Regions from separate parts of the Mus musculus genome. Here region 2 is linked to region 1. The links are chromatin loops, found by intact Hi-C in ENCODE. Cell type or tissue: left cerebral cortex. All regions are shown on one strand. Each heading gives the region's core, and the rest is flanking DNA. Links, peaks and the distances in the headings are about the cores only. Region 1 has its middle 21 kb from the start of Amer3. Region 2 has its middle 12 kb from the start of 4930568A12Rik.

What was found. A loop is a pair of places that touch in the nucleus more often than their neighbours do. Peaks named below come from ENCODE experiments on the same cell type or tissue, not always from the same donor. Only the 100,000 strongest peaks of a DNase experiment are listed, where the experiment ranks them.
Region 2: a loop joins it to region 1, with 2.5 times the contacts of the local background. A loop is called at or near these places in 16 of 42 quality-filtered maps.

What each region holds. Positions count from the first base shown.
Region 1 is chr1:34,593,175-34,608,774 of GRCm38, forward strand. No RefSeq gene overlaps it. Among named protein-coding and RNA genes, the nearest start is that of Amer3, 21 kb to the left of the region's middle. In left cerebral cortex, for the core only: a CTCF peak has its summit at 9,384 (motif pointing left); DNase peaks (open chromatin) are centred at 6,557, 6,954 and 9,393.
Region 2 is chr1:34,503,599-34,519,198 of GRCm38, forward strand. No RefSeq gene overlaps it. Among named protein-coding and RNA genes, the nearest start is that of 4930568A12Rik, 12 kb to the left of the region's middle. In left cerebral cortex, for the core only: CTCF peaks have their summits at 7,653 (motif pointing right) and 9,662 (motif pointing right); DNase peaks (open chromatin) are centred at 7,194 and 7,668.

The DNA.
Region 1 (15,600 bases), core at 3,470-11,469:
CTCACAGTCAGCTATTGGATGGACCACAGGGCCTACAATGGAGGAGCTAGAGAAAGTATCCAAGGAGCTAAAGAGATCTGCAACCCTGTAGGTGCAACAACATTATGAACTAACCAGTATCCCGGAGCTCTTGACTCTAGCTGCATATGTATCAAAAGATGGTCTAGTCGGCCATCACTGGAAAGAGAGGCCCATTGGACATGCAAACTTTAAATGCCCCAGTACAGGGGAACACCAGGGCCAAAAAGTGGGAGTGGGTGGGTAGGGGAGTGGGTGGGGGAGGGTATGGGGGACTTTTGGGATAGCATTGGAAATGTAATTGAGGAAAATACATAATAAAAAAATATTTAAAAAAAAAAAAAGAAGAAGAAGGACTAAGTGGTGAGGCCATGTTGGAGGAAGTATGTGGCCTGAAAGAAGAAAGGGGTTGGTTCCAAAAGCCCATGCCAAGTACACAGTCTCTTTTTTAGCCATTGGATCAGGATGTAAGCTCTCAGCTACTTCCCCAGCCCAGTGAATGCTGCCATGTTTCCCACCAGGATGATAGACTAAACCTCTGAAACTGTAAGCAAGTCCCTAATTAAATGTCTTCTTTTATAAGAGTTGCTATGGTCTTAGTGTCTCTTCACACAGATAGGATAGTGACCAAGATACTCCTTTACCCCGCTGAAGCATGGAGGTCAGAGGAAAACTTGTTGATTTTAAGAATCAAACTCAGGTTGTTAGGCTTGTGTAGCAATATCTTGTATCCTCGGAGACATCTTGTTAGCCCAAAGAAGTGTTTTTAAATTTTAACACATTGTAATTCTTTTTAAAATAAGCAACATACAGGATCCTAGAATCCTGTCTGGTTGTCCTGGGGTCCTGGTGTTGATACTGTGTTACTGGTAGTCATTGTCTGGATCATTTGTATATCAGGTTCCTGATGTCTGTTTCAAAGAATTGAAATGTACACGCAGATGGGAAAGCAGCAATGGATTTTATTCAAAAGCAAGAGTACAAGGTAGTTATGTTCTAAGGGTGCAGTGTGCTCTAATGAGATTGTTCAAGAGCTCCAGGTTACATCTAGGGCTGCCATTTATAGGTCCTAGAAAATGAATAGTTGGCTGTTAGGGGTAGGGTTCTGATAAATCAAAAATACATAAATACATTGTAGCAGGGCTTGGTGGCCATGACTTTAACTCCAGCACTCAAGAGGCAGAGGCAGGGGCAAGAGATCTTTGAGGCTAACTCTATAGAGTGAGTTCCAGGACAGCCAGGGTTATACTGAAAGACCTTGTCTTGGGGGGGGGAACAGAAGCAGGAGAAGGAGGAGGAGGAGGGAGAAGAGGAAGAGGAGGAGGAAGAAGAGGAAGAAGAGGAAGAGGAAGAGGAGGAAGTGAAGTGTGCATTGTAAGCCTTGGAACAACCACTAACATTTTTAAAAGGATCATAATGATACGATGAGGTAAAAATAAAAATAGAATCATGTAAGGTATCTAACACTAAAGAAAACAGGATACAGAAGAAAGCCTTTTAAAAACCCTGAATAGAAAATTAATATGTGAACTAATGGTATTCATGGTAGGAAATGGTAGATTTTACTCCAACAATGCCAACAGTTACTTTAAATCGGAATATAAGATGAAAAAAAAAACCAATAATAACACTGGTAAAAATATTTAAAGACCCATCTACCTGCTGTTGGGAATAAGCTCACCTGAAGTATACTGACCTTGCTAGGTTAAGGGTAAAGGACAGAGGAAGAGACTCCCTGCAAACAGCAGAAGGTCAGCAAGGTGGTAGACCACTGTGCCTGCTGCATGGCTAACCTTGTCAACTTGATAAGACCTAGAATGACCAAAGCAACTCACCTCTAGCAGGTCTGTGAGAGTGTTCCTAGGAAGGGTTAACAGAAGGGAGCTGCTACCTCAGAGTGGGCTGGCTGCACCTTTTGCCTGCTGGTCTAGACTTAGAAAGGGTCATATAAAAGCAGTGTCTTCTGTTTCTCTTTTTGCTTCTTGCTGGTATGCTTATCCCTCTAGTCACTGTGGCTACCATCCTCCACTGACATGAGCTTCTTCAGCTTTTCAGACTCACTAGGAGCTTTTCAGAAACGCTTCAGGCCTTCAGTGCCAGACTGGAGTTGCTGAGACCTCCAGTTCCATGTACTGAGCTTCACAGTCCTCTAAGAACACAGGCGCCCATTACTGAGCTACCCAGCCTGCGTTGTGTAAGTCAGTCTAATAAATCTCCTTATATGATAGTATCTTAGTCATTGTTCTATTGCTGTGAAGAGACACCATGACCACAGCAACTCTTATAAAAGGAAGCTTTTAGTTGGGAGCTTGCTTACAGTTTCAGAGGCTTAGACTATTATCAGCATGGTGGGGAGCGTGGCAGGGCATGCAGGCAGGAATGATGCTGAAGAAGTAGGTGAGAGTTCTACATCCTGACCCACAGGTAACAGGAGGAGAGAGAAAGGTGGGAAGAGTGAGGAAGGGAAAGAGAAAGAGCGACAGAGATAGAGCAAGACAAAGAGAGAGAGACATAGAGAGTTAGATAAAAACAGAGACAGAGATCGGGCTTTTGGTAGGCTTTTGAAACCTCAAAGCCTACCCCACCCAGTGACTCATGTCCTCTAACAAGGCCATACCTTTTAATCCTTCTAATCCTTTCAAACAGTTCCATTCCAAATGACTAAGAATTCAAATATATGAGCCTACGAAGGCCATTCTTATTCAAACCACCACAAACCCACCACAAACATTCGATGGGGTCTGCGCCTTTAAAGAACCCTGCCTAATTTGTGTGCCTTCTTACCAAAGAGAATGGTATAAAGAAGGGAAGCATAGCCCTTCACTAAGCATCCGTGATCCAGTTTGCCCCCAAAGGACACCATTCCCTTATGTTTGTGGGGTCATTCCAGCTTGCTGTGGGCCCTTCGGATGCTGCTGCTGCTGCTGAGCTGTCTCCTGGTACATCTGTGACTTAACTTACCTCACCTGTCTACCATGCTCTCTGTACCACAGAGGTAGGTATTCCACACAACTGCTCACTGCATCACCAAGTATAAAACCCAACTATTGAAACCAGATACCCATCCACAGAGGTGTGGACAAAGAAAATGTGGTAAGCATACAAGATGGGATTAGGAGCACATCATTGTCCAGAAAATGGAAGCAACTGTGGAAGATACATTCAGTGAATCGAGCCAGCTACAGTAGAATGGTGTAAATCATTATACATGCACAGATTTGAAGTAATTCTGTCTATAGAGACAATGGGGACCAAGAGGATGGAAAGGGGGTGACAATAGGGAGGAGAGTGAGATACAAAAGAAATAAACTCCTCTTATATCCATGTACAAAATCTTTTCCAAAAAATGTGGGGACTGGAGAGATGGCTACAATGTTAAGAGTCCTCATTGCTCTTTCAGAGGACCTGGATTTGGTTCCTAGTAACCACATATTAACTAAGAATCCGAGTCTCACTCATTAAGGCTACATGGTAAGGATTGGAGAGACAGCTCATGAGTTAAATGTACTGTGTGCTCATGCAGACAACCTGGGTTCCAGCTCCTGTACCCACATAGTGGTACACAACCATCAGTGATTCCAGTTCAAAGGGATCTAAAGTCCTCTTCTGGCCTCCATATCCACTGCACTCACAAAAACCATGGCCATATATTGAGTCAAAATACCCCTCCACCCACCATCACAGTAAACCGAAAAACAAACAAACATCTACACAGTGAGACCCTCCATTTAAAAAACAAATTTATAAAAGCTGGAATAAAAATGACAATGATACATCACAGCTTTAGAGGTGGCGGAAGGTGGAAGAATGGACTTGAAAAAACGATGTTGTGCAGAGCTCATGCAATAAAGCCTCAGGCATAGCTAACTTTACTCAGAGCGTCAGACAATTCAGACTCTGAGAGTGAAGAGAAATCCCTTGTGTAAAAGTTCTCATGAATTCAAGGTGTGAAAAATCACAATGACAAACCACACATGGCAAACCATGTTTTCCATACAGGCATAAATGAATAACTACAGCAAGAAACACTGAGTATACTGAATTGGAGTGACGGCTCTCGGCTATCCACAGGAGGAGCACAAAACACATTGCAAGCTGCAGCAGAACAGGGTGTTCTTGGTTTCAGCTGCCTTTTAAAAATTGTCTATTTCCTTAATCCTAAAGCTTTTCTACTGATCCCTTCAAGTATTCAGCCCTGAAGCCTTTGTGTAGCAATCTTAGGACAGGAAAGCACGAGTGGACCTGTTTGAGAGGGGAAAACAGGAGATACTGTGGGCAAGAAAAGGGAGGCATAGTATGTAATGCATATGACATAACATCAGAGAGAGAAAATAGTTAAGCTTGGAAGGATACCCACATGTGAGGGTCAGGAAAGTGAACAGGCCACTGGGAAGAGGATGGAAATATGACATAATCCTTGCACAAGTACACACACATACAAGCCTGCATACACACACACACACACACACACACACACACACACACAGCCATAATGAAACACATTTAATTGGTTTACAAAAAGAAACCTAAAATAGATCATAATTAAAAAAAAAAACCATACAGGGCTAAAATAGGGCAAGGATTTAATGAGGATAGATATTCAAGTTTAAAGACCCACACGGCATCCCCAGATCCCAATGAAAAAGGCTTATGATATAGCACAAGCCAACAGCAAAGTGTGAAGTAGAGACAGCAAAATTGAGTAAAATATCCAAGGTAAGCTAGATGAATATATGCCCCAACCAAAACCAGCAGAGACTGTAGAACAGCAAGGTGGAAGGAGAGAACTTATCTTCAAACTTTTCCTCTGACTACATGTGACCCTTAGGGTGAGTGCCCAGCACACCAACCCACTTACTCACACTAAGAAATGCACATGTGCACAGAGATGTACATACAACCACAGACATGAAAGCAAAGGTAATTAAAGATTAAATGTTATGATCAACTTTATAGTGATCAGAAGCACTAGTGTTGAGAAGGATTGGTGTGTTTGACAGGGAAAAGTGACCTACAGGGGGATTTGCATTTCTCCTGACACAGCGACAAGCTTTGTTCAGCACTGGAATCATAGCTCCAATGCAGGAAATAACTGTTCCGATCCTTATTCAATTCCAAACACATGCTATAAAGTTCCCAAGTTCTACTCTACAAATTCATGAATTGTATGGGGTAAAAAGTTTAGTACATCCATTAATCAACTCTGAAAACAAGAAATTCATTAAATTGGGGAAATCAATCAACAATCAAAAACAAAGACCCAGAACCTGTAGCTACCATTGGGAATTTCAACTCTGCAGTCTGCTCCATGGATTGGATCTGGACCACTAAGCCTGGCTTGGGATGTTAAGAGAGCTGCCAGTTCACCTGTTTCTCTTCTCTGCATTCCGGAAAGTCTACAAAGACAATTACTTAACACACCAGCTTGGGCGGTACTGCTGGTACAGGCCTTAATTCCAGCAGTCAGAAGCAGAGGCAGGTGAAACACTGTGAGTTGGAGAGCAGCCTGGTCTACAGAGTGAATTCTAGAACAGCCAGGGCTACACAGATAATCCCTGTCTCAAAACAATCAAAATCACCAGTCAGCCCTTTGAGGGCTTAGGGAGAGGGTGTAGGTCACTAAGGATATCTCCAGCATGTCACCTGGCTCACTGTGCTACCTGGGCTGGTGAGGGAATGAAGAAAGGACAGACACAGAGACACATGGACAGTGAAGCTGGGATCATCTGGGTTCTCTAACATTGCTATGACTCCAGGAATCTCAGGCTGCTAATTAGGGCAAACACAGGAGGAGGGGTTAGCTCGACTGGGTGGGAGTTCATGAGCAGTACCAGCCTATATCCAAGGGGAAACTTATAGTTACTAGAATTTGCACTTACTGATCAATCATTCATAAACAACAATGATTGCACTCCAGAGCAAAGCTTTGCATTGTTCTTGAGCCTGTCCCATAAATGGTTTTGCCAATTTGGGATAGGACAATTGATCTCCCAGTCCTAGGAGAGCCATGTCCACGTCAAAATAGACAATTCCTCGGAACTTCGGCCTTTCAACATTCTCTTGCTCCCTACACAAAAGCAAAACCACTAGGGACCATTTCACTAACAGGAGTGAGTACCAGTCAGGGCCTCTCTCTGCCTAGCCATAAGCTTCCCTCAATCTGTACCAGACAGATCCACTCCACCTAGGGAACACGGAGCTCCAGCCTGCAATCCTCCAGGCCCTCACTTCTGAGTCAAATAGTTCTTGAAACAGCTACAGGGAACAACCATCTGCTTTTGACACTTAGACAATCTACCTGAGTACCTGCCTCTGGTGACATTTCACCTGGCCCTAGCACTACTCTTTCTATTTGTATTGTGTACAAGGGTCCTAGTCAATTTGTCAACAACACAAGCCTAAGAAATCTGAAAGAGGGAAATGTGATTGAGAGAACGCCTACATCACATAGCCTACAGGAAAGATGTGGGCAGTTCCTTCATCAGTAACTGCTATGGGAGTGTGGAATCTCACTGGGGGAAGTGCCACTAGTGGGCAGCATGTCCTGAGCAGGAGAGTCAGGTCAGCAATCCAGTCAGCAGCCCTCCTCTATAGGCTCTCTTTCACTTCCTGCCTCCAGGTTCCTGCCCTGTTTGAGTCCCTGTCTTGTCTCCGGTGCAAAGATGGCCAATGATCTGGAAACCTGAGTACCTGAGTCTCATGAACCTTTTGTGTCCCATGTTTCTTTCAGTCCTAGTGTCTGTCACATTGATGCAAAGTAACCTATGGCAGATTTGTATTTATTCGTACACTGGTCCTCAACAGGCAGTGAATGTTCCATTGTTGCGCTCACCTCGTCCAGCAAGGAAAAACCGCAACACGGTCGGATTCTTCTCAACAGCTTTATTGCAGGAACTCAGGGAGGACTGCTTATATACACCCCAGCACTGGGGAGGGCTATGTGTCCTCCTGGGATTGTTCAGTCCGCCCGCACTTTAATTTGCATGCACCTGCTGGGGAGGGGTTGGCGCCAGATTTGGGCTAGCGCCTGCGCAGTGACGTTGTTTATGGCGACAGTGTACCGGAGACCGGCGCAAGGTGGCTACATTCCATGGCAAAAGATGAAGAAGGAAGGGAGGCTGATAGACCCACCTTCTTGGAGAAAGGGGATTGGTGGGCAGAACTTTGGGGGTTGGGCTAGTACTAACTACCAGAAGCTATAGTTTAGTATCAACTATCCCACTGCCCAAGATGAGATACTCAGATATGCAGCCTTTATCTCCACATGACATTTCTCACTTAGGGGCACGGTGGTCTCAAGACAGGGTTTCTCTGTGGACCTGACTGTCCTGGAACTCCCTCAGTAGGCCAGGTTAGCCAGGAACTCAGAGATCCACCTGCCTCTGCCTCCCAAGTGCTGGAATTAAAGGTGTGCACCTCCGCCACAGGGCTTCCTCATGGCATTTCTAACAGTCCAACTACCAAATGTGGAGAGCCCAGTGACCATCCACAGCCACCAGGCACAGGGACAGTGGCAGATGGGATGCAGGCCCTGTGGCCTAAGGAAACAAAATTTCAGGGGGGCAGGAGGAATACATTTCAGATATACTACACAGCAGGGTGATGGCCATCCTAATGCAATCTTTTCTAAGATGTTCAGAGCAACTGCCAGCTTCCTCTGGCCCTAGCACCTTAAGGAGACAGCATGGAGACCCATAACCCCAGAGTTTGAGGGAAGTGGGTAGAGAATCAGTCAACTTTGGATTCTTTCCAGAGTTCAATCATAATGTCTCCATATTTTGTGTGCAAGAGCCAGCCTATTGCCCTCCATAGTTGAACTTTAAAGCAGCAAGAAGTATTAAGACTGTAGTTGACCTGGCCCATGATACAGGTCCTATACTGCATAAAATGCACCAAAAATGCCCTTGGGAAAGAATATGAAGGTGGCCTGAGGAAGCAGATCTAGAAGTCCTCTGTCCCTTTCCAGAAGGCTCTCTACAAGCTGAAACAGGAGTCTGGACACATCCCTGTCTCCTATAATTTTTTATAACTGAAATTAAGTATAGCAAATACTTAAACTTCAGTTAGAGCATAGACAGAGGTAGCTTCTTGTCAGGTGTCATCACACCAGTAAAGGCATGTGGGGGAAACACCAAGCCTTTGTCCTCAGCCTCTAAAAGAACTGTAAGGTCTAGTGAAAGAATGCTAGTATGAGTGTGCCGTTCTGCCACCCAGAACGACAGCTGTGTGTGAGACCTTTCTAGTGTCCAAAGTTTTGCTTGATGCACAGCTCCATGCCTCTGAGAATGTGATACTGCTGTCTGAGGGAGGACAGGCATGGCTGAACAGAACAGCTCCCACATGCTGCTCTCTGGGAGGCCATATTCAAGCACAGACCTAGGACAGTCACAGTGATCTGAGAGGATTGAAGAAACAAAGGACAGCCCTCAGTACAGCGGAGTGAATATACAGCCAGGTGCAAACAAGCCCTTAAGGACCTGTGTCCTGTGATATGAAATTGCTCCTGGCAGCTTGGTAGTAATTAAAGAACTTGAAATTCTGTGTAGCTGGGCCCTCACCAAGTATCCAGAACTGCTGTTCCCCTTCCCATGCATGGGTCATGAAAGCCCAGCCTTCCTTGTGACAGAGGCTGACATCAGGCCCTGAGGCAGTGAGCACCTCAGAAGAATACATGGGGGAGGTGATGCTGGTGGTGTCCTAGGTCTGCTGTGCCTATAGAAGGAGGGAGGAGTATCTCAAGGAATGATAGGATGTGGGGTTTGCTTAATTGGCCTCTGCCTCCAAAGAACAACCTGGTGAGGACCTGTCACCTCTGATGAGACAGGTGCCCCCTCATGAGCTCCACTCTAGTCTTCTCCCCAGGAGGGCAGTTAACCATCAAGGCAGGATGCTCTCTACTTTGGAAGAAAAGAGTTAGAAAGGCTTTCAACCTCCTCTGAGACTTCTGCAACTTTGAAAAAGTGCTTCCCATAAGGAGATAAGGCGGTGCCCCTGAAGGGAGAGAAAGCGCTGGCTTAGGATAAGTCCTCAGGCTCATCAGATGTTCCACACCAAAAATTCATTCATTCATTTGTTCATTCATTCATTCTCTCTGTCTCCCTACCTTTCCCTTCCTCCCTCTCTCCTGCCCCCCTCATGCCTCCACCCTTCCCTCTCTCACTGAAGAAAAAGAAAACCTAGAATGTGCCCAGGTTCTCCTGCCCATGAACCTGGTCTCCAAAGTCACAAAATTTGTTGTTCTGCCTCCCATAGCAGGATGTTTTTGGATTCAGGTCTCTGAGTTCAATTCCCTGGCAGTCACAGAAACCTTGCCGGACTGCTGCCTCCCAGAGCACCCGGCCTGCACTGCACTGTGCTGAGCTCTGCTGCCCTCTGGTGGTCAGGGTTCTTTCCTTCGCTGGGATTCCCATTCTGCAGCAGGGCATTGCTTCTCCTTATCAACTCCAGCATCCAGATGATCCTGTCTGAGTGATCCACAGACTTCACTAGATCCACTGGGCTCCCTCTGTGTTGCGCGCGCTCAACTGGCCAGGAAGAACGACGCTGCTACAGGATCCTTCTGCACACATTTATTCAGTCCTGTTTCTTCTTGTTTATATCTCCCTTGTTTATATCTCCCCTGTTTATATCTCCCCTGTTTATATCTCCCTTGTTTTCATATCTCCCTTGTTTTTATATCTCCCTTGTTTATATATCTCCCTTGTTTTTATATCTCCCCCGAACCCTGGGCCTCTCACTCCTTTTATACTCTCTCTCATCCACGAACCGCAGGCCACGCCCCCTCACCAGGCACGCAGCCTCAGCTAATCAGGGCAGCAGGGGCAAATCTCCACCAAATTGGATTCACCTGTATCCTGGTACACCTGCCCAGCACTCAAGATGTTTGTGTCTTATATGAGGAAGTCAGGTGCAAGTCATATGACTTAGCTGCAGTCTCTGGCGCCTTTGGGACTGCCGCCACACCCGCTCCCCACAATTCCCCCTTTTTTCTTTTTTGGCAGAGAGAATGTCTGTAGATAGCCCCCCGCAGCCATGTCCCTTACCCGTCCTTGGGTGACAAACAGCATTGGTTTGATCCCTGTCTTAGGTTGGTGACATGCCCAGGGAGTCTTATCACTGACTACCTCTCTATCATGCCAAGCCACTCCTGGGGAGATTGTGTTTTGCTTGTGGCAGGTGCATCAAAAGGCCAGGATGTTAATTAACCTATGGCCAGATCTTAATTGCTGCAAGCAAGCCTCATGGGTGAAGGTAGAGGTCTGATCCCCAGTGTGCAAGCATAGGGGCCCTACACAAAACCATCCCTTAGGCTCATCACCCAGAGAGGTCTTGGCCAGCTCCCGTGTCGTTTTTCCTGGGGGAAGGGAACTAGGACACTGAACCTTCATGCAATCAGACGTGCCTTCCACAGGATGCCAACAGCAGCTATCCTCTGTGCAGTGCTTAGCCTCGCACCCCACGGCATAACGCAGCATAATTTCTTTTAGAGCGGCAAACCGAATCTGAGGAGATTGTCCCGCCTCCACTGCAGCAAAAGCCTATGCTACCATGGCGAAAGTGCGGGCCGCACACTCTGCACCTAACACATGTGCCAAACACAAAACACACACACACTATAACAAGCATACATCCCAGGGCTCTCATCCCCGCTCATCTTCCCTGAAGCAAGGGATAGATAGCCAGAGGGGATATCTCTTTAAGGGGAATTCAGGGATCAAAAAGCGTGGAAAAATTTGAATGTCATGTCGAGCTGGTATCGGCTTCTGGAATACCGAAAGGATCTCTCATCTCGGCTCCATCCTTTGTGCTTGTGGGATCATCCACCACATCCACAGGGGCAACTGGATCAGGAGCCTCATTCTTGCAGCGTCTCACCAATCTCTCCAGCACCCAAAGAGGTTCCGTCTGGTCCTGTGGAAACACACAAACAGACCCTCTCGCCCACATCAACACCTGATCTGGTCGATCCCCGGGGGGGATGGACACAATACCTCGTGGTGATGAGACCATAACCTCAATCACCTGTGTGTCCATCTGGGAAGTCAATATGAGAGTCAAGTTTTCACTAGCTTCCCCTCTGTTAGGCAATGATTTCCACGCCCTTATAGCAATCTGATTCACCTGCTCAAACACCTGCACTGGATATCCTGTCTGTTGTTGTGCAAATCTACCTTGATCAAGCAGCATATCTCTATCCCATGCAAATTCAGCTTGATCAGTGAAAATAGGACATCCCAGCAAGGAGAATCTATCCTCTTTCCAGACCTCCGGACAGAAGGTCTGCCCATAGATGGCTGACGAGGAGGCATAGGGAGGGGGAGCAAAAGCTAATTCGCCTTCCTCCTCTGCCTCAGCTCTTTTATTTTGTCCTTTCTGTCCACCTGATAACACTGTGTCTCCTTTCTTTTTCCTTTTTCTTTTTAAGCCCTTCTCTTCCAACATACTTTCTTGTTGCTCTATAAGGATTTTCTGACCTGTCTTGACTGCCTCTTGATTCAAACAGTAACAGAGTCCATATATCAGAACAAACAAGACCAAAACTACCAGACCTACCCACAAAGGGTCAATGGGAGAAAAAAGCATAACTACACAGCGAGGATCTATTGATCACTACACTGAGGTTATCATAGTTCCTTAACTTGTCCCCAAACCAGGAACCTTAACTTGTCCCAAAGCCGGGAACCTTTCGTTACCTTGTGCCTGCTTGCTGGCAACTTTATGCTCACCTCTATTTTATCCGAGGTCCTTCCCAAACTCCTGGGGTCGCAAGTTTCACTCACCATGAACTTACCCTGCCGGCAACCACTGACTGCTGAAAGTTCTGAACTCGGTGGGGGAGTCGGTTCCCAGTACGGGCCACCAATTGTCACGCCCGCTCTCGACCAGCAAGAACGACGTGACCACCAGTCCTTCTAACAGCAGTTTATTCAGTCTTCATCTTTCTTCTTTCTCTTCATCAGTACCGTTCCCCAGCTGAAGAGTTCTGAATCCACGCCGGATCCTTCTCAACAGTCTGTTTCACGGGAACCTTTATTAACCCCTTCTTCCCCGTTATGCAGTTCTGAATCCTCCCTGTAGCAGGGGGTCTTCGCTTGTGCCTGAAGATGTTTCTTGTCCCGGGTTTCGGCACCACTTGTTGCGCGCGCTCAACTGGCCAGGAAGAACGACGCTGCTACAGGATCCTTCTGCACACATTTATTCAGTCCTGTTTCTTCTTGTTTATATCTCCCTTGTTTATATCTCCCCTGTTTATATCTCCCTTGTTTTTATATCTCCCCCGAACCCTGGGCCTCTCACTCCTTTTATACTCTCTCTCATCCACGAACCGCAGGCCACGCCCCCTCACCAGGCACGCAGCCTCAGCTAATCAGGGCAGCAGGGGCAAATCTCCACCAAATTGGATTCACCTGTATCCTGGTACACCTGCCCAGCACTCAAGATGTTTGTGTCTTATATGAGGAAGTCAGGTGCAAGTCATATGACTTAGCTGCAGTCTCTGGCGCCTTTGGGACTGCCGCCACACCCGCTCCCCACACCTCTGCTCGCTAGAAACACCCTGGGGGATTCCTAAGTGATCTTCACATATCATTGGGAACCTGAGAGGTTGGAAAAGTTGGCGGGCCTCAGCTAAGCAGCCCAGGCTTGTCCTGCAGATGACCCTCTCTAGCCATGAGGACTCTCCAGGCTTCCAGCAAGGACAGAATGGCAGGGCCTCCTTGTGTACACATAGAAAGATGCCCAGGTCAAGCATCCCACTGTGCTTATGGCATGAGCACAGTAATAGTAAGATCAGTTCCTGGGAATCCTTTAACCTGGGTCCAGGTTGAGTTCCCATAGAGGACTACATAGGGAAACCTCAGGAAGAAGGGCTGGGTTACAGACTGAACATAAGGGGAGGAGCCCTGCGCTGAAATGCTGTCTCCCAGCACTTGGGTGATAGTGGGAGGGGTGGGGATGACATGAATGGATGCATGTTTAGGGCTGGGCTGGGCACTTGGACCTCTACGTTTTGGTATGAATGCAGATACTCAGACACATACCCTGGCTGTCATGTTAAAAGAAGAGTTCTCCATGAAGAGCGCATTGTAATGTGTCCTGCAACTTCTAAGGGAGGCCAAGCAGGCATTTTTGAGGAGCAGTGTGCATACTAAGGAATACTAATACAACTCAGTGGCTTGATGGAGGTCACACAACAAATGAGGTCTCTGGGTCCCTCGATTCTGCAGCTTGCCCCCTTGATCCCCTGAATTAATTGTTCCTCCCATTGCATCTCCCAGTGCTCTTTTATAGCTCTCACCGCACGCTGTCTCTAGACAGATGTCTATTACCATGATATTGTCAACTGCATTTAGTAATACTTTCATACTCCATAAGGATTCTCATACTCCATAATGAAGTTAACGTGACTTGAATGATATTTCAATCCATTATAACAAGTTTGTGATATTCCTAGGATGCAACCTGGGGACACAGCTATTTCAAAGAGAATATATTTTCTCTTTCTGGAGTCTTACTTTTGTGCACAGTAGAATGTCTGTCTGTCTGTGGCATAGTTCTGCAGACTCAGGCATGTTCTTATCACTTTAGCCCTCAGCTCTTGCTCAGAGACCAGAGGAAAATGCATTTGCAATTGGTACTCATCAGGTGACAGATGAGTGAATTCCCAGTGACACCACTTCCTGGTTTACAGAGGCTGCCATTCTCTGGGTTCTCATATGACAGGGACTTCTTTCTATCACACTAAACTCCTATCCAAGGGACAAAATCTGTCCCTGCCTCCCTACAGGAGGCCAGTCTCTAAACACTATTCTCCAGGTGTGAGGGCCTTACCATTTCAATCTGGGGAAGATTCAAGGATGGAACCCTTTTGAGCAACAGACTGTAAAATAACCCTTAAAGATAAGCCTTTATTCTCTCCTCTGCCTGTTCTATGGCTCCTCTCCGTTTGCAAACAGTTTGCAATCAGATTATTGCCCAAATGGCAAGGGGCACTACTCCTGCGAGTTTGCTGTTGCTCATACAAGGGACAGCCACAGAAGAATACCGGAGGGTTTCACACTAACCGAGACTCCCATTCAGGAGACAACAGAAGGAAATGAAGCCCTTGGTCCCCAACTGCCATTTCAGTAAGGTGCACTTGATGGTCATGCCAAAGTCTATCAGTTTTATATTACTCTATACATTTCTTAGGATACTATGGGAGATTATATCTCTATGGACAATGTCAAGATTATACTAGTACTTTATGACTGACACAAAATACCCGAATATATTCTTTGCCTCTTCCTCTTGTAGTGGGCCAGCTTCCATTATCAGTTCAAAGAAGTTTCATCCTGGAGCGTACTGAGTAACAAGATGGACCTGTTTTGATGTTACGATGGTGAAGTGTCTCCCATGTTGCTATTTCTGACAGGATCCTACTTATGGGCTTTTCAATGATCTCTTCAGTTTCTAGGGTCACCATGGCCTGAGTTTTTCTGTAGCAGGCACGATTCATGGTGTCAAATGCACCCTGGCTAATTGGAAAAAGAACAATACATTGACTCCTGAGTTGGTTCTTTCTGGAGTTGCTGGCCATAAGGCTTGTTTCCTAGAAGGCTCCTGACAGTACTTTAGACAGTTTGCTCCTTGCTTCTAACCCCTTCTTCATGCGTTAATGCTTTTTTATTATTGAACTTTCCTGATTTGTCAGGGAGAGGGCCTAGGGATTGGACTGAACTTAAGTTTCCATGGGATGCTCCTATCTGTGCACAAATACCTCCAAGATCTAACCGGACACAGCCTTATCTGGCATTCTAAGGAACTGCAGAAAGTCTACTCCAAAGCTTCTGCATTCTACTGCTCCCACTCTTAATCTGAATGGTCTTTGAGAGATGTCAATTCTGAGACGTTTGTTCTTGGTCCCCCAGAGGAATTTGCTCCAGTTAAGGTTTTTTTACTGGCAGGGAGGAAGGCAGTTGGCCAGAGCTGCCCTATGTACAAACAGGATTGCAATTGGGGAAAGATATTCTATGTACAAGAAGGAAGGCAGTTGGGAAGAGATGCCCTATGTGTAGGCAGGGAAGCAATTGGGAAAAGATGCTCTAGATACAAGGAAGAAGGCAGTTGCCAAGACATGCCCTATGAATAGGGAGTAATGTAGTTGAAGAAAGATGCTCTATGTATAGGCAGGAACGCAGTTGGAGAGAAATGTCTATGTACACGGAGGATGGCAGTTGGGGGGACAATGCTCTATGTTCAACTGCTCTACTCACGATCATCTTGGCTTATCCAGAGGTGCATATTGGACACTTAGGTTCTAGCTATGTTTGCCTCACTCATGGAGGGATCTACCAAGGAGAAAGATGACATCCCTAAGGATAGAACTGCCCATGTTAAAGAGTTCTTCCAAATTGTAATAGCTAAGTACCCTCTCTGTTCTGATATTCCTAAAGGAGCCACACAAAAGACAAATAACCTCCTTTAGGAATGCTGGCGTCTCATAGTAGAATGTTTTCCCTAAGATTGAAACTGGGACTCCTGGGTACCACAATGCAGATACAGATCTGATTTTCCTGGTCAGGTTCAAAAAGAATCAAAATA
Region 2 (15,600 bases), core at 3,021-11,020, 90 kb before region 1:
CCCTGCAAACCTATCTGTGTCACCACACCCTATTCAGCCTGTATGGGCACTCACTAGGGCTTCATACCACAGTCTCCACTCTTCAATGTGAACTATAGACTAGGAAGACACTGGGCTCTTGGCAGACCCATGGTGCTGTGAGAGAAATGCAGATGCTCTGGGCAATTCTCCCTGACCCTGTGTGAACACCCCAGGCTACCTGCTATAGTAACTTAAATCTTTAACAAGCAATTAATTTCAAGTTGGTTAAGAAAACAAAAAGTTGGGACTGGAGAGATGGCTTAGCAGTTAAGAGCACTGAATGCTCTTTCAGAGGACCTAGGTTCAATTCCCACATGGCAGCTCACAGCTGTCTATAACTCCCAAATCTGACACTTTGACCCAGACATACTTGCAGGCACATAAAATCAGTGAACATAAAAAAAAAAAAAAAAAAAGAAAAAAGAAAAAAACTCTTAGGTATGGAATATACCTTATGTTTCCCACAATGTAGATGCAGTGTAGATGTAGATGCAGTTTCCTGATCATTTATTAAAATTTTTATCACTATTTTTTTCTAAATTTTATAATAATGTTAGCATTAAAGTATGTTTTTTAATGAGAGTCCAAAGGGAAAAAAAGCTGCTCAAGGAGATCTGTCAGACAGAGAGAGAAAAGGAAGGTCAGAGATAGAAATGAGCTACTTACACATTTTCTTTAGTTTCAATATAGATTTGAGAACATTTTTATTTTAGCATCTAATTTAACCCACATGTATTTTTGAAGAGCTCAGTTTTTTTTCTTTTTCTTTTCTAAAGATTTATTTATTTTATGTATGTGAGAACACTGTAGCTGTACAGATGGTTGTGAACCTTCTTGTGGTTTTTGGGGTTGAATTTTTGGACCTCTGCTCGCTCCGGTCAGGGCTGCTTGCTCAGTTCCTGCTCCCTCCGGCCCAAATATTTATTTATTACTATAAATAAGTACACTATTGCTGTCCTATGTGGTTGCTGGGATTTGAACTCAGGGCCTTCAGAAGAGCAGTCAGTGCTCTTACCCGCTGAACCATCTTGCCAGCCTAAGAGCTCAGTTTTTATTATGAATGATCTATATATAATTTTTTGTTTTCTTACTTTTTTAAAGATTTATTTATTATTACATCTATGTAAGCTGTATCTGTCTTCAGACACACCAGAAGAGGGCATCAGATCTCATTACAGATGGTTGTGAGCCACCATGTGGTTGTTGGGATTTGAACTCAGGACCTTCGGAAGAGCAGTCAGTGCTCTTACCAGCTGAGCCATCTCGCCAGCCCTGTTTTCTTATTTTTAAAGTTTAATTTTTTATTTACTTATTTTAAAATAAAAAAAACATTCTTTGTGAATTTCACACCATGCACCCTGGTCCCACTCATCTCCCCATCCCTTTATATCTGTTTTCTGCTCCTGTGACCTCCCCCTCCCAAAGAAAACAAAATCTCACTGTGGAAGCTGCAGTGTGTCATGGGGTGTGTCATGGTGTGTCACCCGTTTGCCCGAACAGCTTTATTTGCAAATTCTCATCTCAATGAGTTAATAGTCTGGTTTGAGGCTCCCAGCTTCTGTTACACTAACAATAGTAGGTTCTCCCTGGGCTTCCTCTCAGATATCCTATTGTTGCACTGTGCTAAGGAGATCTCACAGCTTTGGATCTGCAGGACCTGCCCTCCTTCACAGGCCCCAGCAGTTCGTAGATGGGGCAGATGTTTTGGGGTGGGTCTGGGTGGGAAGTTGAGTTGGTCAGCCTGGCAGCTTTCCCGAGCCAGCACCACCAGGACCAGCCCTCCTGCTTTTTGCCCAGGCAGGGGTGGGGCCAGCTCTACCGCTCTGGTGCCCTTGGTGCTGGCTCTCTCTTGCTCCTGCCTCCAGGGCCAGCCTGTACTGTGCTGCCCCTGTGAGGTGTAAGGTTCGCTCGTACTGCAGCCAGTGAGGGGAGGGGTCAATTCTTCTGAGTGTGGTGACCTGGAGAGGGGAAGGGCCAGCTCCATCACAGTGCTTGGACAGCAATGTAGCCTCAGGCAGAAGCCCAGACCAGGGACATTACTACGGCCTTGGGTGGTAACACAGACTTCGAACATCAATGCAGATCGTGGTTGTGACAGGATCAGAAACCCAGACATCGTCCTCGGTGGCAGCATAGGCCCGGATGTCACCATGGTCTCAGATGGCAATCCAGACCACTGACATCCATATAGCTTTTGGTGGTAACTTGGACCACAGACGTTGACACAGACCCTAGCTGCAGCATGACCACGGACTCAGACATGGCCATCATGGGCAGTCCCTGCCAAGACTATGACTTCAAGTGGCAGCACAGGCCATCTAGGTCAGTATGTCCCCAGTAGTAGCATCCTCAGACATCCACAAGTTCTCAGGTGGCAGCACAGACTTCATCGTGGTCCCAGCTGTGCAAGCTCCTCGTATCCTTACCACTGTGGCATCTCCAGTTCCTTTTCTCTTCACAGCCCATGGGCACATTGCTTAGCTCCGCCCTCTCTTCCAGCTCTACACCACCTACTCCTTCTTCCCCTTCTTTCCCTCACATTCACTCATTGTAGTGGCCCTGGGTACTTGGGTGTCTCTCCTGCACATATCATTTTTTTAAACTGATATTTTACATTTTAGTTCGAATGAACTTCCTGTTTGTGACTTAAAAATGTTTTTCATTGCCTATGAGTTTGCCAAGCCTACAAGATAAACCAGTTTTGAGGTAGTAAATGTTTCTTCCCCTTTCCCAAATCCTTGCAAGTTAGTGATTATCACACAGGTAAAGCACCAGCTAGAACACCAGATGGTGACTTATCTCCAAACATTTCCTTTTCAGAAATGTGTCCCTCATGTATAAATATTTACATTTATATACACATACACACTCAGATACAGACACAGACTCATACACACATACACATAGAGACACACAGACACACACACATGAACACATACATAAAGACACAGACTCATACACACACAGACACACACACAGACATACACACACACTTAGATACACACAGACACGTATATAAACACACAGACACATGCACACACACACAGAGACACACACACACATACACCTTTCTCATGAAAGGTTGTCTATGCTAGCTGGGGAATATGTGTTCTGGATTGGTTCTATGTGTTGCTTTGGGGACCGACTTGCTTTAGCCCTGAGATCATCTCCTCCCATTGGATCTCGGGGGTTATTCTTTGTGATTACATAAGGGTGATAGTGGCCAAAACACTGGATGACCAGTCCCTCAGACATGTCTCCTTGCATGAGCTCATGAAGTTCCCCCTGACCTGGAAGGAGTATGTTTGCTGGGTCTCCCTGTGAGGCCATTGTATGCTACAGGGTGCTCCCCTGACACCTCCACATTTTTAGGTGGGAGGCAATGAGTGCCTCTTGCATTTGTGTCTTTCTCCCTAGGTGCTCATTAAATCCCTAAGCTAAAGAAAAGCACAGAATTATACAGTGTGATGAACCTCCTTCTCTGCCTTTTGGGAGCCCCCGGGTCTGAAGGAAGGCAGGCCTGGCCCAGAGAGGAAGAGCCAGCAAAGCATAAGGAGACTCACACTTGAGTCAGTTCTGGCCAGGGTCAGCCTTGAACAGTGAAAGTGGCCTCAGATGGTCTCAGATCCATAGAACTCCCAGACCTGGGCAAAACATGTACAAAACACCCTAGGGATGGAGCATTGATCCCTGCTGTGAGCGAATCCACAGGCATAACTAGCTTTTCCAAGAGGCATAAACAGCGTGTGCCAAGTATAACCACAAGAAATTCCCTAAAATAAGAGCCAGAAGAAAGCTGTTGGTAGATGCTCTCCATCTCAGCATTGTGGCATCTAAGGTAGGAGGATTGGAGTTTGAGGTCAGCCTGGTGTAGAGAGGAAGACCCTGTCTTAAACAAAAGTGATGACGATATAAGCCAGTTGATGGAGTGCTTGCCTAGCATGCAAGATGCTCTGGGTTTGACCCCAGTACTTCATAAACCAGGCATTATGGTGCATCCCTATAAGCCTTGAACTCAGATACAAGAGGATCAGAAGCTCAAAGTCTTTCTCTCATCCTTACCTAGTGTGAGGGTTTGTATATGCTTGGCCCAGGCAGTGGCACTACTTGAAAGGAGGTGTGGCCTTTCTGGAGGTGTGTCACTGTAGGCATGGGCTTTAAGTTCTTCAACCTAACTGCCTGGAAGTCAGTCTTCCACTAGCAGCCTTCAGATGAAGATGTAGAACTCTCAGCCCCTCCTGCACCAAGCCTGCCTGGATGCTGTCATGCTCCCACCTTGATGATAATGGATTGAACCTGTAAGCCAGCCCCAATTAAATGTTGTCCTTATTAGACTTGCATTGGTCATGGTGTCTCTTCACAGCAGTAAAACCCTAAATAAGACACCTAGTAAGAGTACAAATCCAATCCCAGCTACATCAGATCCTGGTTACAAACAAACCAACCCCAAACAACTAGTCAAACTTGGTGGCTCACTCGTACTTCCAGCATTTAGGAGGACAATGATTTGCTATACATTCAAAGCAATCCAGGGGTATGCAATGATTTTCAGTCCAGGCTGAGCTTCACAGACTGTCTCAAAAGAAACAGTCTCCCCCTGCTGTGGTTTGAATGAGAATGGCCACTGAGGGAAAATGAGATTTTGTAACTTGTGATTCATGTAAAAGAGTTGTCTATGAGCCCGTGGCCTGGGGCCGAGAACAAAGCAGAACAGACAGGGCTATTGTTAAGACATTCCTAAGAACAGCTTGACTGTAAAAATGAAAAAAAAATACAAGGACAAACAGGGCTATCTTGTCTGGGTCAACACCACCTGGCCGGAACCTCCCCTCTGTCTACTGCCCCTTGACGAAGGGTAAAGTCATACATCAACTGGTTGCTATATGAACAAAGATAAGCCCCCAGCCCACAGGAACAAAGTCCTGATGCCCTTTTGCTGACATGTAATCTTTCTGTTAATGTTTGAATAAGCCAATAGTGTGTCGCTATGCTGAATTCCACACCCCTAAGCCCCTTACCACATAAAAACCCCTAGCTTTCGAGCCTCGTGACCGACATCTGTTATCTCCTGTGTGAGATGCATGTCGGTCTGGAGCTCCGTAATTAAACGACCTCATGTAATTACAGCAAGATGGGTCCTCGTGTTTCTTTGGGTGCTCTCTCACTCTCGAGACTAGAGAAAGGGTCCCCAAAAGGGGGTCTTACACCACCATAGTCTCATACATTTGGATGCTTAGTAAACAGTTGGTGGGTGTTTGGGAAGGATTGTGGGGGTGTAGACTTGTTGGAGGAAGTGTGTCACTGGGAGTGGGCTTTGAGGTTTTAAAAGCCCACACCAGGCTCCATGTCTCTCTCTCTTTCTGCATGCTGCCTGTGGACCAGATAGGGCTCTCAGCTACTGTTCCAGAGCCAGGCTGTAGTGATAATGGGCTAATTCTCTGAACTGTGAACAAGCCCTTAATTAAATATTTCCTTCCATACATTTTTTTTATTATTTTCATAATCAAGGGTTACCTTGTTCATGGTGTCTCTTCAGAGCAATAGCACAATAACTAATTAATACACCTCGCTAAGAAAACCAATAAGAACACCAAAACAAAACAGACACGTTTTCGGTGCGTGCCTGCAATCCCAGTCCTAGGGAGGTAGAGGCAGGGTGGTCAGGAGTCCGAGGTCATTCTCAGTCACACAGCAAGTTGAAGACCGTTCCAGGTTACAAGAGACTGTATCAAAACAAATACCAGGAGAAAAAAAGGAAATCAGAAACATAAGTTGATGTGTTTATAAGAAGATAAAGAAAGGAAGGGAATATGTTTTGGTGGATGTGTGGTGAGATGTAGGGGAAGTGGGCCCATGCTGAGGCATTCCTTCCTCCTGAGGGACCAGCCACACAACATGGTAGAGTATAGAATAGAGTTTATTCAGGGCCTGGGGAGGGGAATTGAGAGGGTAGTAGAGGCAGAGAAAGGCAGAGAGTGAGTGAGCGAGCGAGCGAGCGAGGGAGTGAGATAGAGAGAGAAGTAGAAGAGTAGAAGCCAGCCATGAGCATGTGGAGAGAGAGCGGGGAGGGGCGAGGAGACAGAGTGGGAGCAGGAAGGCAAGAGCAAGAGAGAGAGGAGGGGGCAAGCAGCCCCCTTGATAGTGAGTCAGGCATACCTGGCTAGTGCCAGGTAACTGTGGGGTGGAGCTTAGACATAAGTAATTCAGGCTTTTTAAGTGGAAATAATAATAATAATAATAATAATAATAACTATTATTATTATTATTATTATTATTATTATTATTATTATTATTATTATAGTGATAACACTCATTCTTCACTTAAGGCTTTATCCTAATTAATGAGTGACCATAAAGCTGTCGGTGATGAGTGTCTCTTTCTGCCCAGTGCTCTGGCTCCACTGCCAGAGAAATGAAAACACTACTTAAAATTCAAATTAAAGATCCCAAAATGGCTTAGAGGGCACACATAAGGGAAGAATAATTTGAAAAACATTTTTATTGGGTTGGTGTTGAGGCAGACCAGCGGCTCACATGTCTGGGTTCTAGCCTGGGAGGCATCTTGGAATCTGAAAGAAAAGAGGGAACTAGGCGGTGTGAGAAAGGATGGAACCAAGACATCAGACTGATCAAGGTTACTATTCGGAGACATGGGGTTATGAAGAAGGGGGAGGGGCCCATTCCCACCAAATCATCCTTGGAGTCCAGTTTCAGGCGACCACGTGTTGGCTCCAGAACAGCTAGGCGACAGGCAGTATCAGTGGGAGTGGCAGAACGACAGGGTGGCAGGCTTCACCCCCATGATCTTCTAGCGCTAACAGTCAAACCTGACCAGTCAGATTTCAGGCTGGGCGGGGGGGGGGGGGGGGGGGGGCGAGGTTACAGGTTTTAGTGGAATGGTTATAGTAGGTTGGTTTTTGTGGCTTGTTTTTAGTGGGTTGCTGATATAATTCTTGCTTAGTGCTCACCAGGACCCAGCACTCCCCAGCACACCAGACAATAGGACAGGAGGGAGGGTGAACGCCACACTTCTTGACTGTGGAACAGAAACCTTCCACCCCCAGGGCAGTGGTTCGCTCTCACTGGTCTTTTCTAAGCATGCCTCTCTCCACCAGCCCTGCCGCGGCTATGATTACCAGAGGAAACCAACCTTGTTCACCAGATCTACATGCCAGAACCTCGAACTCAAATTAACTTCCGTTCCCTAAAACCACCCTGCCACAGTTCCTGTGCCTCAGCCACAGGGCAAGCTGTCAGTTGTCAGCGTAGGAGTCCCAAATGCACAACAACTTGTTCTGTTTTGGTTCTGCCTTAAGGAGGGGGAGTAAGGGGTGGGGAAGAGGAGGAAGTGGGAAGGGGGTAGGGGAGAAGGAGGGAAGGAGGGAGAGAGGGAGGGAGGGAGAGAGGGAGGGAGAGGGAGAGAGGGAGAGGGAGAGAGGGGGAGGGACAGGGACAGGGACAGGGACAGGGACAGGGACAGGGACAGGGACAGGGACAGGGAGAGAGAGATGGGAAGAGTGTGCAGAGCTCATGATGAAGTTCTGGCCTTCCCTGACCTGGTCAAACAGTAGGAGCTTTCACCCTATAGGATCCCGTGAACCAACAGGGTGCAAGGGTGCACAGATAACCCTCAGCCACTGGAGGGCGCTGTTGATCAGCTCTATTGGCAGCCTCAGGCAGTGGGGGATTGAATCTCAGTCCCACCACCTGATTTATTCTAACCCCTAACGTGGGTCCCCAGCCACCTGTAGAGGGGTATATGGACCCTTGTTACCAGGTATGCAGCAGGCACAGTGAGGCATACTGTAGGAAAAAGCAGCAAGATTCCGTGTGGACTAATTCAACTGGAGTTTAGAGATAAAATTAGGGAAAAGGAAGGTCTGGCTGTATTAAAAATAGCTCAACCAGTAATATTGTTATGGAGTTTGTGACCCCTGGGAAAAGTCCATAGACTCAATCCAACTTTAATTAAAAGGTTTATTGATTAGCTGCTAACAGGACAAACCATCTCTGAGCCACATTTGAGCTTGCCAGGGCAGAGGGTTATGGGGAAGACTTTCAACGATCTGGGTATCTGCAAGTTACAGAAGCAAAAAATAAATAAATAAATAAATAAATAAATAAATAAAAAATAAAAAAATAAAAAAGCACTTAGTCATATCATAATAAGTAGATAGTGATGGCTATATATTTTTGGGTGGGGGGGGTCACTGAGTCGGGGTTACTGGGAACATAACTTCTAGGGACTGGGGTTTGAGAAAAACAGCTAATGAGAACCAAGATGGATGCCTAACACCAAATGGAGTTTCTTTAGCCATCACAACACTCCCCAATGTTAAGTGAAAAAGTGCCCATGGCTTAGCCCCATGACGACAGTTTTTGGATCTTCAGTTCGAGCTTACTGGATACAAAGAGTAATGGAGAATTACCTAGAAATGAAGCTGGATTTAAACAGTACAGCTTTTCTTGGGCTTCCTTACACCAGGGCTAATGTTTTGGTAATTGTGGAGTGACACTGCCCCCCCCACCCCCACCCCCCACCCCCGCTTCTTCAGCCAGCTGCTGCTGTCCTGCAGGAGAGAAGAGAAGACCCTCCCTGCCCTGGGCTTCCCAGAGTCCTCTGACAGGAAAGATGTCCTTTTTGAGACTCAATGGCAGGTCACTAGGCAGTGCAGTGTGGGGCTCTAGGTTCAAAACAAACAAAATTTCCTTTCTCTGCAGTTGACACACCTGGATTTTTGTGGACTTCTAGCAACTGGAGAATGGTTGTGTTGTTTTAGAGTCTAACAAAGGAAAGCACTTCAGTGACTCTCATAGTTGTGAGTGCTGTGTGTGACTCACTCAGGGAAAGAAGCCATATAAAGGGGAACAACAAAGCACCTTTTCCTCAGATTAGTCCTTATGCTATTACGTATGTGCACATGTGTGTACATCTGTGTGTCTATATGTGTGTGCATGTGTGGGTACACATTTGTGGTGTGTGCATGTGTGTACATGTATACATCTGTATATGAATGTGTGTGCTTGTGTATGTGTGTGTGCATGTGTGTATATATTTATGTTGTTGATATGTATGGGCAGGTGTGTGTATATGTGTGTGTGTGTATGCATATGTGTGGGCAGGTATGTGTATATGTTTATATATACTAATCTAAGGAAAAGGTACATATATATATATATATATATATACATGCATATGCATATGTGTGTGCATGTGTATGTATGCGTCCATGTTTGTGTGTCTATGTGTATTTGTGTGTGTGTCTATGAATGTGTGTTTGCTAGTCCTCAGGCACTGTTACATTGGTTTTGATTAGGCCAGTCTAGTAGGCCAGAGAGATGCTGGCAGGCTGAGTTCCTGCTGTTTCTGCCTTCCAGGCCTGGGGCTCAGTTAGGGATGGGGAGGGATACTTGAAAGAAGTTTGAGGTGGGAGGGGGAGTGATAAAGATGAAGAGCTCATATACAAAATTATAGAAAAAATTTAAAACACTTTCCCCCCACCAAATACCCAACAACCAAATCTCCCATGGTCTCCTTTCTCTGTGGGTTCTGAGGACTCCCATCTGTGTGGTAAACACTTTCCCACTGACTGAGCCTTCTCCCCAGTCACTACTTCTTGGACTCAGGGCAGCCCAGCCACAGGAGGGAGCCACCATCACTACAGCCACAATCATTCACTGAGCGTTTCGGGACTCATGCTGATACTCGGTGATGTTTATCCTTAGCCACAGTGGTCTCCAGAAAGCCAGCTCTAGTCCACAAGTAGAATCATACTTTGTGTGTGTCCCCGATCCCATGACAGAGACACTTGAGCATGCCCAGACTACACCACAATTACTCTCCCATTTTCATGATGCACAATACTGAAAGATTTGGTAAAGGTCTCTGATGCTTCTCAAGTCTAGAAAGAACATTTGATAAACGTGCAATACCTTTCCCAGGTCACTGTCAGTAGAAGAGTTCCCTTTAGTATGACGTAAAGTTAAACTGGGTCCCAAAACCATTAGCCATGGGCCTCAAACTCACTGCCAACTATTTTGTTGTCACCATCATGACTGGGTTGCAGGAGCCAGTCTCTCCTTGTTTTCTTCCCTACTCTATGTGACCCCTCAACTGCTGGCCTTATTCATTTGAGTCCTATATCCCCAAGGCTGGCTTTGCACACACCTGGAACCCTAGCCCAGAGGAGCTAACTGGTCATGTCTTGAGTGGTGAGACCAGACAAGGAAGGCCTTGGCTAATGTTCCCATGATGATAGACATGAAAAAGCAAACCTTATGGACATGATGCCCGTCCACCCAGAGTCTCTTCACATCAGCTCCTCAGCTGCATGTCTGTCCGTGGAGTGGGCAGCTGGGGTGGGAGCCTCTACTGGCCTCTTCCGGTGGCCAGGATCACTGAGGACAGGCTATCAGTTTCTACCCAGGCCTGACTGCTACCTGCTGTGAGCACATAGCAGTGCAGACTAGCTGGTAAGAATGAGGCAGCAGTTTTTCAGGGATACTGCTCACAGGGAGGCTGCAGTGGATGCGATTGGCCTCAGAGGCACTCCAGGCCTGAGTGCTGCCTCCCTATTGGCTCCCTAGGGAAAGCGCTATGTTCTAGCATGCCAGAACCCCAATAGAGTCCTGAACACTGGACCTAAGGTGATCTGGAGAAGTTGATAGATGCTTAAGCCTGTTAAGACAGTGTTCAGCAGGCTCATGTGAATGTGTGAGTGTGTGTGTGTGTGATGACAGCTCAGAGATTAAAAGCATTTGCTATGCAAACAAGAGGAATGGAGTTTGGAGATATATATATATATATCCATATAGATAGCAGATTGGTCTGTTGCCCAACATATCTATAAATTCTCACTCAGAAGGTAGAAGCAAGCTGGCTCATGAGATTGGCTGTATTATAGAGCACTGGGCTTGATTAAGAGTCTCTGTCCTAGAGAATAAGGCAGAATGGGCAAGAGAGATGGCTCAGCAACTAGGAGAACTAGCTGTTCTCCCAGAGGACCAGGGTTTGAGTCTCAGTACCCACATGGGGGCTCACAATGGTTTGTGACTCCTAGTGTGGTAGTTTGAATATGCATGGCCCAGTGAATGTCACTCTTTGGAGGTGTGGCCTTATTAAAATAGGCGTGGCCTTGTTAAAGTAGGTGTGGCCTTGTTAGAGGAAGTGTGTCATTGTAGGTGTGGGCTTTAATACTCTTGTTCTAGCTGCCTGGAAGCCAGTATTTTGCTGACCGTCTTCAGATGAAGATGTAGAACTCTCAGCCCTACCTGCACCATGCCTGCCTGGATGCAGCCATACTCCCTCCTTGATAATGGACTGAATCTGTAATCCAGCCCCAATTAAGTGCTGTCCTTTATAAGAATTGCCTTAGCCAGGCTGTGGTGGTGAATGCCTTTAATCCCAGCACTTGGAAGGCAGAGGCAGGCAGATTTCTGAGTTTGAGTCCAGTCTGGTTTACACAGTGAGTTCTAGGACTGCCAGGGCTATACAGAGAAACCCTGTCTAGAAAAAAAATCAAATATAGAAAACCAAAAGAAGAAGAAGAAGGAGGAGGAGGAGGAGGAGGAGGAGGAGGAGGAGGAGAAGAAGGAGGAGGAGGAGGAGGAGGAGGAGGAGAAGGAGAAGGAGAAGGAGAAGAAGAAGAAGAAGAAGAAGAAGAAGAAGAAGAAGAAGAAGAAGAAGAAGAAGAAGAAGAAGAAGAAGAAGAAGAATTGCCTTGGTCATGGTGTCTGTTCACAGCAATAAAACACTAACGGAGACACCAGGGTACCTAAGGCTCTCTTTTGATCTCCATGGGGACCAGACACATCTGTGGCACACAAACATGCACTCAAGCAAACTATTCCTGTGCACATCTCTCTTTAATTTTAAAAATTAAAAGTAAAAGAAGGTAGAAGAATGGTTGAGGAAGATTCCTGACAGTAGAATTTTGGACACACAAGAGACCTGTGGTATAGCTGTTACTTTTGTGCACATGTGTAAAAGAAAGAAAGCAATGAAAGCAAGTTTGTCTGCTTGCTACCTGTCTCTATAGCTGGTTGGACAACAGACTCGTTATTAATGTTTTTATAATTAGTTATTGTTAATTCATTAATTCTTCTTCCTCCTCCTCCCCTTCTGCTGCTGCTGCTACCACTGTTGAGGGGTTTGGAGAGCATTGTGGATAAGGACTACCTTTTAATGCGTAGGACAGATTCAGTGCTTCTGAAATCGCTAATCTGCAGCCTCTGCTGGAAGCTCCCCACCCCCACCCCCGAGTCAAGTGGCCCCTTTCTGCATATACACCACACAAGCCATGTCCACCAAAAGGACACCCCTCCACAGAGCATGCCTGGGATGGTTGAACAGAACACTGCAACCAGAGAGCTGCTTAGAAGCATGTGCCCCTAGGGCCAGGGGCTGGTCCACACATAGTTATTTATTCATTTATTGGTTGGTTGGTTTGGTTTCTATTGGTGCCAGATGTGCAGTTTAAAGGGAAAACTGAGGGCTAGGAGGTGGCTCAGTGGTCAACAGAGCTTGCTGCTCTAGCAGAGGAACAGAGTTCTATTCCCAGCACGCATGTCTGGTGGCTGACAACTGCCTGTAGCTCCCTCTTCTGGCCTTCTTAGGCATCTGCACGTATATGTCACACACACACACACACACACACACACACACAAATAAAAAAAATAAATACATGTAAGGAGAAAATTGAAATTGTAGCACTCAGCCTGGCTCTGTCTCATATAAGATTTCCACATGAGCACCTGTTCCCCATCCCCATGGTTTTTTTGCTAGAGCTTAAACCCAGGGTCTAGAACATTTCAATTCACACGCTATCACCATGCTACATACCAGCACTGCAAGAGTTAATTGGATTTTCTCTTGTACTTTTGGAAATGGGACTCAGGGCCTGGCATATGCTAAGCAAGGACTCCACTAGTGGGTCCCACCTCCAGCCCTTCATCCATTGCTGCTCATGAACATCTATTCTTCATTCTTGAGAACTAGTACTGCCTAGCCCTAGTACTGCTGGTGGCTTAAGTTGGGGAGAGGCAGGCAACCTGCCACTCCAGTGCTAATTACACTGATGATAACAGCAGGGTGGTTTCTTTTAAAAAACACAGAAATGGGAACGTGCTTGTGTTTTTGTTCCCGGGTGTGGGGAGGCAGGGCTGCTTTGGATTGGCTGCAGCAGCTGCCTGTGATTAGCCTAGTGCTCTAGCAGGGGCGTGGCTTTGCCAGCTGCAGACAGTTTCGGCCTGTGTGTTTCATCTGGAATTCCCGGGATTTTTCCAAGGGTATATAAATGCTAGCAATCCAAAAAGGCAGGGGTTGGTTGTTGGTTGTTGTTGCTGGAAGTTTGTTGAGTAGAGGTGCACAAAGAAGAAAGAAGAAATGAAATATCCTGATGATGAATAGCAGAAGTATCTCAAGGAACACAATGCCTCCAACCTGCAGTAAGGAGTCTAAGGATAGCACCCCTCCCTTTCCTTTGTATACTGTGCTCCAATCCTGTCTAGTGTTAGGCGGGCTGAAAGGGTGGAAGAAAAAAAGAACCTACAAAGTAGCAAAAGATGAGTTACAGGTGGCCAATGCCTAAAGTAAACCATTAGGGACTAGGACAACAGACCTCCTCGATCTCACTGGAAAACAAACAAGAAATTGAAAAGGTTGAAATCTCAACAAACCAAAGAGCTTTGGCAAGAGATAGAAGTGGAGATTGCCTGTTGTATAGTTCTTGGCCTGGGAGATAAAAAGGGCTCAGCCGGAGAGGGGGGCTGGTCAGTGGGACTTAGCAGCTGAGGAGTGCTTCCATATGTCCTGTATGCCGAACAGAAAGGCAAAGGGGAGACCCCGCAGGCTCTGCATCCTGGGGCGCTTATCAGCTCCCACACATGGAGCCTCTGCCCTCTGCTGTGCACAGCAGCCTCTGGGGAGTCATGTGCTTCCCTGATGCTGAGGTGAGGAAGCTGAACCTTGAGAGGTTCAGCCCTTCGGCAGGTAGATCATTGAGAAAGATTGTGCAGACTGCAGAGCCCGCAGCCCACCCATCTGTGCACAGTCTGTTTTGTCTGAGCTGAGATGCTGCAGCCTGAATCACTGGAGTGAGCCACCTGGGGCTTCTGATCCTCAGGTTTGCTATCTGCTGAGATAGGACCTGAGCCCCATCTTTATCATAAAGGAGGACACTTGGCAATGGTTTGGTAAAATCTTCTATGACTTTATGTAGAAACTTGTTTTTTAAAAAAAAATCTTGTATCCTCTGAAGTTGAAATAATGTTTGACACTAACTTGATTTATTTCTACTTTAAATGTAAGCTTCATCCAAAAGGCTGTTAAATCAGGAAGGAAATGGTGAGGCTCCCCAGTCTGTGACCTCCCAGTGAAGGGTTCTGTGGGCTGGGAACCGACAGGAACTGGCAAACACCAGTGGGCAAAACCCACAGAGAGGCCTCAGGGTTTCAGGGAGACACAAAAATGCAATTTTAAATGTACTATTTATTGCTGGTAAAGAACACAGTAAAATTGCATGTGCAAACCAAGAAAATTTTATTGTTTCAAATCAATATAAACTTCTACATGAGCTGAATAATTATATATATGTATACTTATACACATTTAAAAATGTATATATATATATTTAAAAATGTATATATATACATTTTAAAAAGAAAATCATCTATATTCTAAGTAAGTTTGTAAGTATGTCTCTTTGCCAGAAATGCAAAGAAAAATTTTAATATTTTTGATATTATTTTATTTATTTGTTCATTCATCTATTTATTCAATGTATGGGTGTTGTGTGCATATACACCTGCATGCCAGAAGAGGGAAGCAGATCCCTTTATAGGTCATCGTGAGCCACCATGTGGTGCCTGGGAATTGAACCCAGGACCTCTGGGAGAGCAGCCAGTGGTCTTAACCACAGAACCATCTCACCAGACCCAAGGGAAAAAAATTTAAATAGTTCATTTTGCTGAGTTCTGAATCCTAGCACTTGAGAGGCAGAAGCAGGCAGATCTCTGAGTTCAAGGCCAGCCTGGTCTACAGACCAAGTTCCAGGACAGCCAGGGCTACACAGAGAAACAATAAACCAACAAATTGATGGTCATTGTATAGAATGTTATGGGAAATTTTTGATATACTCATTTAACAGACCTTTCTCAAATCAAACCCTCCCTCCACATAATTTCTTTTACTAAAAATTTCATAGTGTACATTTGAGAGCATAACACAAGAGCTGTGAAATTTATCCAGTAAATTCAGACTCTAATGTAAATTCAGACTCATTACCTAAGTGTGAACCCGGCCAATCCCATTTCCTCCTGGGCTTAATTTCCATGGAGTCACAAAAAGCAATTCCCAGATACCTTGGCACCCACACTTCTGCTTTGCTGTTGTTCGCCTGGGGCTTATTTGCTTGCTAGGCAGGAGCTAAACCTCCTGAGCCACATGTCCACCCACTGCTCAGATGGGGTTTGGGAAATCTACACTTTCTTGATGGAAACTGTACATAAAGGGAGAGAAAGGCCTTGCCTGCCAGACAGGAGAGAGACAGGGAGCAGCTCTGGGTGTCTCCCCTCTGGGGT